Linked DNA regions of Mus musculus: all the other regions are linked to region 4. A link is a loop called in an ENCODE intact Hi-C map of the cell type or tissue named here. Cell type or tissue: left cerebral cortex. All regions are shown on one strand.

What was found. A loop is a pair of places that touch in the nucleus more often than their neighbours do. Peaks named below come from ENCODE experiments on the same cell type or tissue, not always from the same donor. Only the 100,000 strongest peaks of a DNase experiment are listed, where the experiment ranks them.
Region 1: a loop joins it to region 4, with 8 times the contacts of the local background. A loop is called at or near these places in 19 of 42 quality-filtered maps.
Region 2: a loop joins it to region 4, with 4 times the contacts of the local background. A loop is called at or near these places in 10 of 42 quality-filtered maps.
Region 3: it touches region 4 in a loop (2.9-fold over the local background); 4 of 42 quality-filtered maps call a loop at or near these places.

The regions. Positions count from the first base shown.
Region 1 is chr4:102,985,590-102,988,089 of GRCm38, reverse strand. It overlaps Tctex1d1 (Tctex1 domain containing 1), which reads right to left and starts at 1,711. Exons shown (of 5, transcript NM_001163767.1): 1 at 1,504-1,711. The region is part of intron 1 of Gm12709 (predicted gene 12709); the gene reads left to right. In left cerebral cortex, a CTCF peak has its summit at 987 (motif pointing left); a DNase peak (open chromatin) is centred at 967.
Region 2 is chr4:103,145,315-103,147,814 of GRCm38, reverse strand. The region is part of intron 7 of Mier1 (MEIR1 treanscription regulator); the gene reads right to left. Among named protein-coding and RNA genes, the nearest start is that of Mier1, 27 kb to the right of the region's middle. In left cerebral cortex, a CTCF peak has its summit at 1,267 (motif pointing right); a DNase peak (open chromatin) is centred at 1,274; H3K27ac peaks cover 271 bases.
Region 3 is chr4:103,163,755-103,166,254 of GRCm38, reverse strand. It overlaps Mier1 (MEIR1 treanscription regulator), which reads right to left. Exons shown (of 13, transcript NM_001039081.2): 13 at 501-2,500. Among named protein-coding and RNA genes, the nearest start is that of Mier1, 46 kb to the right of the region's middle. In left cerebral cortex, no CTCF peak of the experiment used is centred here; no DNase peak of the experiment used is centred here.
Region 4 is chr4:103,345,128-103,347,627 of GRCm38, reverse strand. The region is part of intron 7 of Oma1 (OMA1 zinc metallopeptidase); the gene reads right to left. Among named protein-coding and RNA genes, the nearest start is that of Oma1, 33 kb to the right of the region's middle. In left cerebral cortex, a CTCF peak has its summit at 1,302; a DNase peak (open chromatin) is centred at 1,327; H3K27ac peaks cover 514 bases.

The sequences.
Region 1 (2,500 bases), 360 kb after region 4:
TTATATTTTCCTTTTACTTTTATTTTCTGTGTTATTTTTATTTTTGGTAGCTGGATCTTTAGTCTACAGGTATGTCTGTGTGAGTCATGCGAACTCTTGGTGCCCACAGAGGCCAGAAGAGGGTGTCAGATCACTTGGGGCTGTGAGCTGCCTTATAGGTGCTGGGAAGCAAACCCTGGTTCTTTGAAAGAGCAGCCAGTGTTTCTTGCACTGAGTTATCCCTCTAGCCCCTTGGTACAGTTTTTAGAAATTGAGGAGTTCCTATATTTTAAAAGCATGGGCTTATCAATGAAGTCCAGAACACTGGCTTACACAAAGAGGCTCGAGGCATTTGTATTGCTAAAGACAAGCACGTGATCTGCTTATTAAATGCATTTAAGCTTTCAACTGCAGGCATAAATACAATAAACATATTGGCTACATGTCCCAACACTACAAGTGGATGAAGTCCAGTTCTGTGATCCAACCTGCCGAGCTAATCCTTTCCGACACCTAGTCTCATTGCCTAGAGAATGCTGCAGTCAATCTTATCTTAATTAATTGAGACAGTGTCTTGCTGTGCAGTGCTGACTGGCTTGGGGTTTGCTCGGTAGACGAGGCTGGCCTCCAACTCTCTGTGATCCTCCCCACCTTTGTTCCTCAAGTACTGGCATCAGGCATGTGCTGAGAATCTGATCTAAAAACTGGTGTAAGCATTCAACAAACACATTCACAGTAGGGGAAAAGAGAAAAGAGAAGTATATCTTATATAAAGGTATTTTAAAATCAAAATATGTATAGTTTCATGTAAAAATCCAGGCTGTGCTTGGAAGTACATGAGCTACTTTTGAGGACAGAATTGTATTCAGGTTTCTTGAAATAAGAGTTACTGTTGAGAACAAACATAAATTCCTGGGCTTTGTAACTGGTGGCCACCCATGTCCATAAGAGGGCCTTCAGGAAGGATGGGGAAGCGCGTCATTAAAGTCATGTGCTGCCCTCTAGTGGATAGATAGACATTGCAGTGCACAGAGAAAAGAAGGCTATAGGTTCTGTGGGTTTTTTTGTTTTTGTTTTTTTTTAATTTTTAAAAAAGCTTTTAAACAAAAATTTATGGCCTATGATGTGTCAGAGTCCAGAGTGATGGTCACACAAAAGATGCATTTAAAATTAAATATGCTCCTGGAATATGATATATAGAGAAAGATACAATATACAGAGACTTGCTTAACTGGGGACTAAGACTATCTATGGATTTTTTTTCCCCTTCTGATTATGTTTAAAACCTAAAGCATGCCAGCTCATTTCCTAGCAGTAAATGGTGCGTCTTTGTGGAAGTCATGCAGTTTCATGATATCTTATCCCAATTGGCCTATCTTTTTAGAAGGCTATAGTGGAAACAGAAGTTGAAAACCTTCACAAATTAAAGAAATGAGAAAACAGTAGAAGGTATCGTCTTGTGGGAAGCTTTTTTTTTTTCCCCAAGAGTAAGGGTGTTTTTCGAAGGACACAGAATATACCTACCTCCCATGAACAGTCAAGCCCTGGACTGACAGATGTAAAACCTAGCACAGGAGACTGGCAGAACAATCATAGGTGTGGGTAAAAGCGCAGGGCCAGCTCTTGACGTGGTGGGCTACTGTTCATCTGAGAGGAACGGAACTGATGGTCAAGGCCAGACGATAGACATCTCCTGCAGGGCCTGAAGGAGGCATGGTTTCAAAGCCACACTGCAATCAGGAGAGGTGATGCTGGATGTGTTTGAGGCCTGGCTATGTCACATGACTGTGACGTCATTAACGAGGGGTGTGGCCAGCCCTGCCATATTTCCAGTGCAGAGGAAACCCTTACTCTCCTCCTTGTTCTTCCTTCCTTCTTCTCCCTTCCTTTCGTTTTTGGAATAGATGCAAATGGACTTTTTCAATAAGAAAGCTAAAATAAAGCTTGCTTTGTACCAAACACTTGAATAAACACTTTTCCTAGGTTGTAAATTCATCTTACAAGTCACTCCGGACTTACTATATAATGGACTTGTAAGCAGAATTTATTTTAGAGCAAAAAAGACTTAATTACTTAAGAATTCACATAATGCAATAATAACTGCTCACTCACTGATCAAAATAGTCCATGAAGGACAGTTTTGTGCGCAGGTGCTGTTCTGTCTTTGAGATGTCATACTAGGAGATATGAAAGGAATTAAGCTGTCTGCCTCTACAGAACTTAATGTTTTATTTTTATTTTATTTATTTATATATTATTAATGTCCAGATGATGTGTGCACTAAACAGCTGGATCTATTTTTATTCTCACTGCCCTCAGCAATGTTTGCTATTCTGTCTGCCAGCATTTTGCTATCAGCACGGGTGTAGAAGACACCTTGCTCTAAGTTACGCATCTCTGGTTTTCCAGTGTGCTTGTGTAGCTCTTCTTACTCTGCTTGGCCTTTAGACTCCCCTTGTGGGCACTGCCATCTCCTCTGACTCTATTTAAAACTGGCTTCCCCTTTTATTGTTAACATGCA
Region 2 (2,500 bases), 200 kb after region 4:
GATTCCCAGAATTGGGAAAACAGGTAGATCAATGAATTAAGGGCCAGCCTGGGCTACAGTTTCAGAATAGCCAGATCTTCATAGAGAAATCCTGTCTTAACTGCCCCCCCTCAAGAATAAAGCCTAAATCTCAGCAAAATTAAAAATATAAAACTAGAACATGACCTAAGACAGTGCCTTATGAGGCTAAATGACACAGACACATGTAAAACCCAGAAGCCACAGCTTGAAATTGAATCAGTGCCACACTTGTGGTACTAGAAGAGCAAGACAAGTGCTTCCAAGAGTGACTTTCAAGCCTGGTTAAATCCTAGAGTGACCTGGGTTAGAAAGAAGCCTGCTGGGTTTACTAACAAGGACATGAGGATGTGCGGAGCCGAGCACTGGGAGGGACTGGAAAAGCAAATAGAAACTGAAATAAAACCAAAACTTTCTGACAATTCTGGATGGGAGAGGGAGATATGACAGTGTCAGCATAGCAGATTGGAAATCTAGTTCAACAAAGCTCGTAAGACCTTTGTTTTTAAAGACAAGAAACAAATACTTAAATCTCAACAGAAAAATCACTTGATAAAAATCTTTACAAGACACAGGATGGCTGTCAAAATACCTTGTGTTATAAAAAGGCATTAGCAGCTAATTAAGCAATTCTTCTATGATAGGCAACGTATCAATTGTTTCACATACACTACCTTCTTCCTCCATCTTCACACGTACTTTAAAAACCCACCTATTCCTGGTACTCTCAATATATACTTCTTCTTCTTTTTTTTTTTTTTAAGATTTATTTATTACATGTAAGTACACTGTAGCTGTCTTCAGACACACCAGAAGAGGGAGTCAGATCTTGTTGTGAGCCACCATGTGGTTGCTGGGATTTGAACTCCAGACCTTTGGAAGAGCAGTCGGGTACTCTTACCCACTGAGCCATCTCTCCAGCCCTATACTTCTCTTCTTAAAAGACAATATGGAAAGAAATGTTCTACCTTCTTTTTCTAACTGCTAAGCATAATAAAGGCCAAAACTGAAATATGTTGACTGCCTTGATAAGTGAATTTGGACAGAGTACTAAATTTCTGTTTTCTGTTCTGCAAAGGGAATTGAGTCCTCATTTTATGTTTTATAGGTTGTCTCATGTCTTCAAGAGTAAGTGAAGGGCTAGGTGTGTGAATCCCAGGATTCTCCTAGCTATATAACCTAGAAGATATTTTTGGAATCACTGACAATATTCTGTAAATCCTTAAACTGGGAAGAGGGCCGTCACCAGGTGGCGCCACATGACAAGTCAGCCTCCTTCCTGTGAGGCTGGCTGAACAGCGAGCTCTGATTATTTCAGAATAACACAATGCACTTTAGACAATTACAATAGAGTCACTAATAAACATGAGCTGCGAGCAACTGGAGCCTCTCTAAATCCACACTGCATAGGCAATATGCACACAAATGTAGTCTACGTGACAAACATCATACACTGGACATGAAGAATCGCGTGATAAACAGATAGTAAAATGAACCCACAGTACTTAACAGGTTCTATATCTGTGTACTTAATTAACAACAGGATGAAAATTTAAAAGAAAAAAGTTTGTGTCTGCACTGACCACAAAATTGTCTTTTGTTATTATTCCTTAAGAAGCAATCTGATTCATAGAGCATTTACATTATATAATAACCAAGAGATGAGTTAAACATAAGAGAGAGGATGTCCATAGGCTCTATTCAAATTCCATAGCAAGTCACATAAGAGAGTCACATATGTTTTGGTGTCCATGGGCCAAGGAAGAGGCAGTCTTATAGTCAACTCCCACAGAGAGCAAGAGAGGTGTACTTTGTCAAGCATAATTCACATAAAAAATGTAAATAAATGTTAATGAAGGTATAATCAAGGATATTTTTGTAACCAAAATAAATACAGGTTTCATAGGAAGATGCCTACTGAGTGTGTATCAGTAAGTTCTAAGGAGTGATATCCAGTGGGAAAGAGACCAATAAAGACAAATCCAAGGACAGACATACATTCTGCCATCTTTCTGGAGTCATCGTGGTGGTGGTGGGGTCTTTCATCTCTATAAAGGACTTCTGCAAGGAAATCAGAACCAGGCATGGTGGCACACACACCTGTAATCTCAACTACTTGGGAGCTTCAAGCAGGAAAATAGCAAGTTCTAGGTTAGCCTAGATAACAGATCAAGCTGTGTCTCAGCACTCAAGGGTTTACAACAAACAGGAGTGCACTAATCAACAATGTCTTTCACCAACTTCAGTTTTAACAGTGTAATGTGGAATAGTGGTATTTGCTTTATGTTTTCAGGATACACTACAAAGAATTAAATCTTTTATTTTTTTAAAGCCAGAATTTCTTTTTCAGTTATTAAACTTTCTTCATACAATACCTTCTACTCACATTATTTGCCCTCTCCTCAAAATGTGAACTTGTGAAACTTCAAGTTAAGGCAGAAGGTGCTGACCACCAGCTGCCTCTTGACAATGTCAGGGCAAT
Region 3 (2,500 bases), 180 kb after region 4:
AACCTTGAGCAGACTAGTTGTCTTGGTTCCATTATTTCTCAACCTGCCCAGGCTCCCTCTTTTCTTCCAGATTCCAAGATGCCTTCCAGCTCGAACCCGGACATGTGAGCCACTGGCCGGCCCCAACATGGTGGTATATACTTTAATTCTATCACTTGAAACAAGCTCAAAGGCAGTTTGGGCTGCATGTCTAGGTGTAACATCCCAGCATTTGGGAGACAGATCTCTTGAGTCTATGTAGTAAGCTCCAGTTCACTCAGAACTACATAAGAGACCAAACCAACAAAACACAAACTCCAACACCTCCCCCCATATTAAAAAAGACAGACAGAAAACAATCCAATGTCAGGTAACTAAAACCAAGACCACAGAAAAACCGTTGATTGCACTGTTCGTGGGCATGGAGGCACAGGGATAGTACAACCTTCACTGTGTGTTCCGAGCAGCACAGAGTTTAAACACTGAAATTAAAACAGTGAAATAACTAGACACCACACAAGTATGTTTACAAAAATATTTTAATGAGCATATCAGAATGGCAGAAGGAAATGGGAGGAAGGACATATTTTACAGTGCAAATTATTATGCAGAAATTTAAAAACATCTAATTTATAATTTTGAATGCCTACTTAAATTACTTCAAATACATTTTAAAGCTCAACAGATCCGCGTTGAGCTGAGTTACAGATTCTGAACCTTACTGAGAATACATCATAAACATTGTGTTTCAAAGGAAAATGACAATGCTAACTACCAACAGAGACATTTCTGTTTGAGGCAGCATCTCAGGTATCTCAGGCTTGCCTCCAACTCACTATGTAGGTGAGGACGGCCTTGAACTTCTGATCCTCCTGCCTCCACCTCCCAAGTGCTTAGGATGACAGGCATGTGCCACCACACCCAGTTTATGTGGTACTGGGCATGGAACCCAGGCTTCATATGCACGTTGGGCAAAACAGTCAAACTACTGAGCTACATCCCTACTCCTGAAGGCTTATTTTCTCATCTCAATTACTTAAGTGCTCAAGAGTTATGAAATATACTAAACCTTTAACAAATTACTCATGATATTGCCAAGTTGTTTAAAAGTGCAATGACTTAAGTTTCAGTGGCTGCAGTTTTGAACAAAGGGTGAAATACCTGTACAAACACAGAACAATGTAGTTTGGAAAAGCTGAGCATCGTGTATTAGAGAAATGTTTCATTATGCATACTTTAAAAAGAAAAGTAAGATATATGAACACATATACACCTGGCACATTTCCCAACATGCCTGAGAAATTCCTTAAAAAGTTCCTGTAACAACAGTTTCAAGAACTCTAGGAACTTGCCCAGCAGTTGTAGCCTTTAAAAGGTGGGCTGACACCTCCAATAGTGTAATGATTAAAAAGCATCACTGTTTTTTAAAAAAACATTCCTAGAGACCATCTGTGACAAAGAGTTAGAATGGTTTGAACTCATTTAATAAAACCTGCTTTAGAGAATAGATTGTTGCTGGGTGTGGTGGGAAACACCTTCAATCTCAGCATTAGAGGGCTGAGGTAGAAGGATTGTTAAGTTCCAGGCCAGCCTGGGCTACACAGTGAGACTCTGTTTTGTTTTTGTTGTTTTTAAAAAAAAAAAAAAAAAACACAGAAAAAAGAGAGATAATAGAAATGGGTGGGGGTGGGCAGGGAAACAGAGGCTATGATCCATCTGCTAAAGCTACTTGACCTACTGCCATTCTGGATAAATTAATGGTTTTCAATAAAACAAACAAACAAACAAAATCCTCTCATGCTTCTTAGCACTTCCATCTGAAACTGACTTACTGGGATATTTCTGCAAAAACAATAAATGCATATTATGTGATGTACTGTCAAAGTGCCTTCCAATACTGGTCGAGGGAAAGGAAGCAGTCTGGACAAATCTAAGAATACTCTGAGGGAGAGGCCTGGGCGATCATTCTCAGTGCGAACCTTTACCCAACCTGCATCAGACAACTGAGCCTGTGAAAGGAGCACAGATCTGCCTTTGAGAGCATTGGCTCTTGAACTGATGGCTGAGATCAAACTGAAAGCAGCATTTGGGGATGTGCCTGTGTGAGAAAACATAGCTAATAATCATTCGCTAAAAAACAGTCTGGAGATAGATTGGTCTATCAGCTGTAAAAAACTACATTTTTTAAGAAGAATTTTGCACTAAAAATAAAATGGCACCCATCCATACAAGGCTAGTGCAGATAACCCTTTTTAAAAATCACACAGAACAATGATTATTTTGTATGTGTTTCATTTTGGAAAAACTATCAAATCTGACAAACTGGATTACAACTGGAAAAATCTGAAAATTCTTAAAACCATTATTTTCTCATAAAAATGAATATTGCTACCTGTCAACAGTTACTCCTTGGATGTGGCAATATTGCAACATCACCTGGTCTTCCCCTTCTGTTGACTTAATGGAAACGATGAGAAATCTTATAGGGCACATGAGAGCAACTGAACAGGATTCTATTCAG
Region 4 (2,500 bases):
GCCTGTCCCAGTGTATCTCCTGTCTACAGTCACTCTTCTTCTGTAAGTCACTTGTCCTTTACAAGTTTTTCCAGTCAATAATTTAAAACTGCTCTTCTCTGATCAAACGTGATATAAAAACTTACTTGTAGCTGAGTCATTCTCAGGATTTGTCAATAGAAATTGTTACTTATCAGTAACACCTAGTGTGTGCCAGCACAGAGGAGAAATGGGTTGTTATTTCATGGTTCGGTAACTGCAAGTCCTTGCCTACATCTTCTGTATCGTCTGCCTGCCACTGTGCCGGTTCACCGGTCAGTACCGATGGTAAAGTTCTGGATGAATTTTACACACACTTCTTTTCTGTCTCTTGTAGTCTTATTGAGTCATAAGACTCAGTGCTCAATGCAAATCCAACAACGAATAATCAAGTTAATCCTCATTTTCTGGGGAGAATAGATTCAAAACAAAACTTGGGCACAGCGTGTGTGTTGTGGAAGTTACTATATAACATGTCTCTGGAACAAGACTTTTCTTTGTTTGCTGTTGATTCATTCTTAAATGAGTAATCTAAGAACCTAGGCACTCATCCAAGTACAACAAAAAGGCGTTCGCTGTGATGAAGACTCAGCACTAACCTGGAAGACAAGGGTCAGGAGTCTTGCTACTAACGAAGTATGCTATTAGGTAAATCACATCACCACTTTGGACTCTAGTTTCCCTGCCTGTAAAAGGAGAAGTTGAGTTAAGTTAGCTCCAGTTTTCCTCCCTGGGCCCAACACTTATGGTTCTATAACCTACTGTTTTTGTTTGTTTGTTTGTTTGTTTGTTTTGTTTTTGGTTTTTTGTCACCTTCCTCATCTGTGAATGTGAGTAGAGGAACTCAATTGGATTTTTTTTCCTTTTTTAAAAATATTTTATTAGGTATTTTCCTCATTTTCATTTCCAATGTTATACCAAAAGTCCCCCATGCCCTCCCCCCCACTCCCCTACCCACCCACTCCCACTTTTTGGCCCTGGCGTTCCCCTGTACTTAGGCATATAAAGTTTGTAAGACCAAGGGGCCTCTCTTCCCAATGATAGCCGACTAGGCCATCTTCTGCTACATATGCAGCTAGAAACACGAGCTCTGGGGTACTGGTTAGTTCATATTGTTGTTCTACCTATAGGGTTGCAGATCCCTTTAGCTCCTTGGGTATTTTCTCTAGCTCTTCCATTGGGGGCCCTGTGATCCATCCAATAGCTGACTGTGAGCATACAGGAGTCTTAAACTTTTGGGTTCTTATTTCTGTGATAAAGGGGATTCTGCTATTACCCACTTTACTCACTAGATGGTGCTATGAGCACAGTTATCTCAGGTCACTAGCAGAAAACAGTAATGCTTCCAGAAGGATCCTTAGCAATTCTGGGGCTGGACAATCTCTCCCAGGGAGGGCTCTCAAACCACTCTTGTGTATTTATCATCCTTACCTCCCACCCACTAAACAAATAACACATCCACGCCTCCCCAGTCTCCGTAATAATCAAAAGCAATCACACATAATGCCCTCCAAGGAGCCTGCCCCCAATTTAGAAGCATTAAAAGAAAATTAGCTTTCTCTTTTTAGATTTCAGTACGGATACTCAGAAATGAATATAGATGGTTTGGTTGCTTGTGAAATTAAAAAATACAGTCATTTCTACAAATGACTGCCAAGTGTCAAAATTTCCTCACAATGACAAATGAATATACATATCAAAAAAATCAAACAGTCAAATATCCTTTGCCCAGCTGATTTGAACTGTTTATTCTATGCTCAGTCCACAGTAGACTTACAAGTTAATCACTAATTCTAAATTAAGCATTCTGATCATTTTCATAATGATAACTCACAGCTCTCCCAAATAAAAACGTAAGCATATAAAACTGACATCTTCACAGCAACAGCAGAGCCGAGGCACAAAGTATCTTAAGGAGACAGAGCCTGTTTGAAGAAATGCTTACATGTTACTTATGGAATTTTCTATATTCTGTTTGCTCCTTGGCCTCAGATCTGTGAGCAACAGATCTACCTCACAGAAAGGTCCCCTTAACCACACTCACAAGTTCCATGCAGAATTGTAATGACAACTTAGAGCAGTCAGGCCGACTATGTAAGGTGTGGGTGTCTGTCCCTGGGTCAGCACATTTGCTCTCTCACAGGTGGGTAACAAAGGAAGCTAAGCTACAAATCATAACTATAGACAAATCTTAGCATAATTTGGCACTCTGATGGGAACTGCAGGCCAGGGTTGGGGAGTTAGCTCAACGCTAGAGAGTTTCTTGTCTCACAGCATGAGACACCTGAATCCACACATACACACAAGCATCTGATCAGTAAACATCCAAAAGATGCAGGGTACGGGGTACCCATCGCAAACAGGAATCAAGCCCACGACACCAAAGGGAACACTGCAAGCAGGAGCATCATCATCCTCTTTTCAGACAGGACACAGAGAGGGTAAGTAACCTGCCTGCCTGTGGTCTGTGGTCGCATGTAAG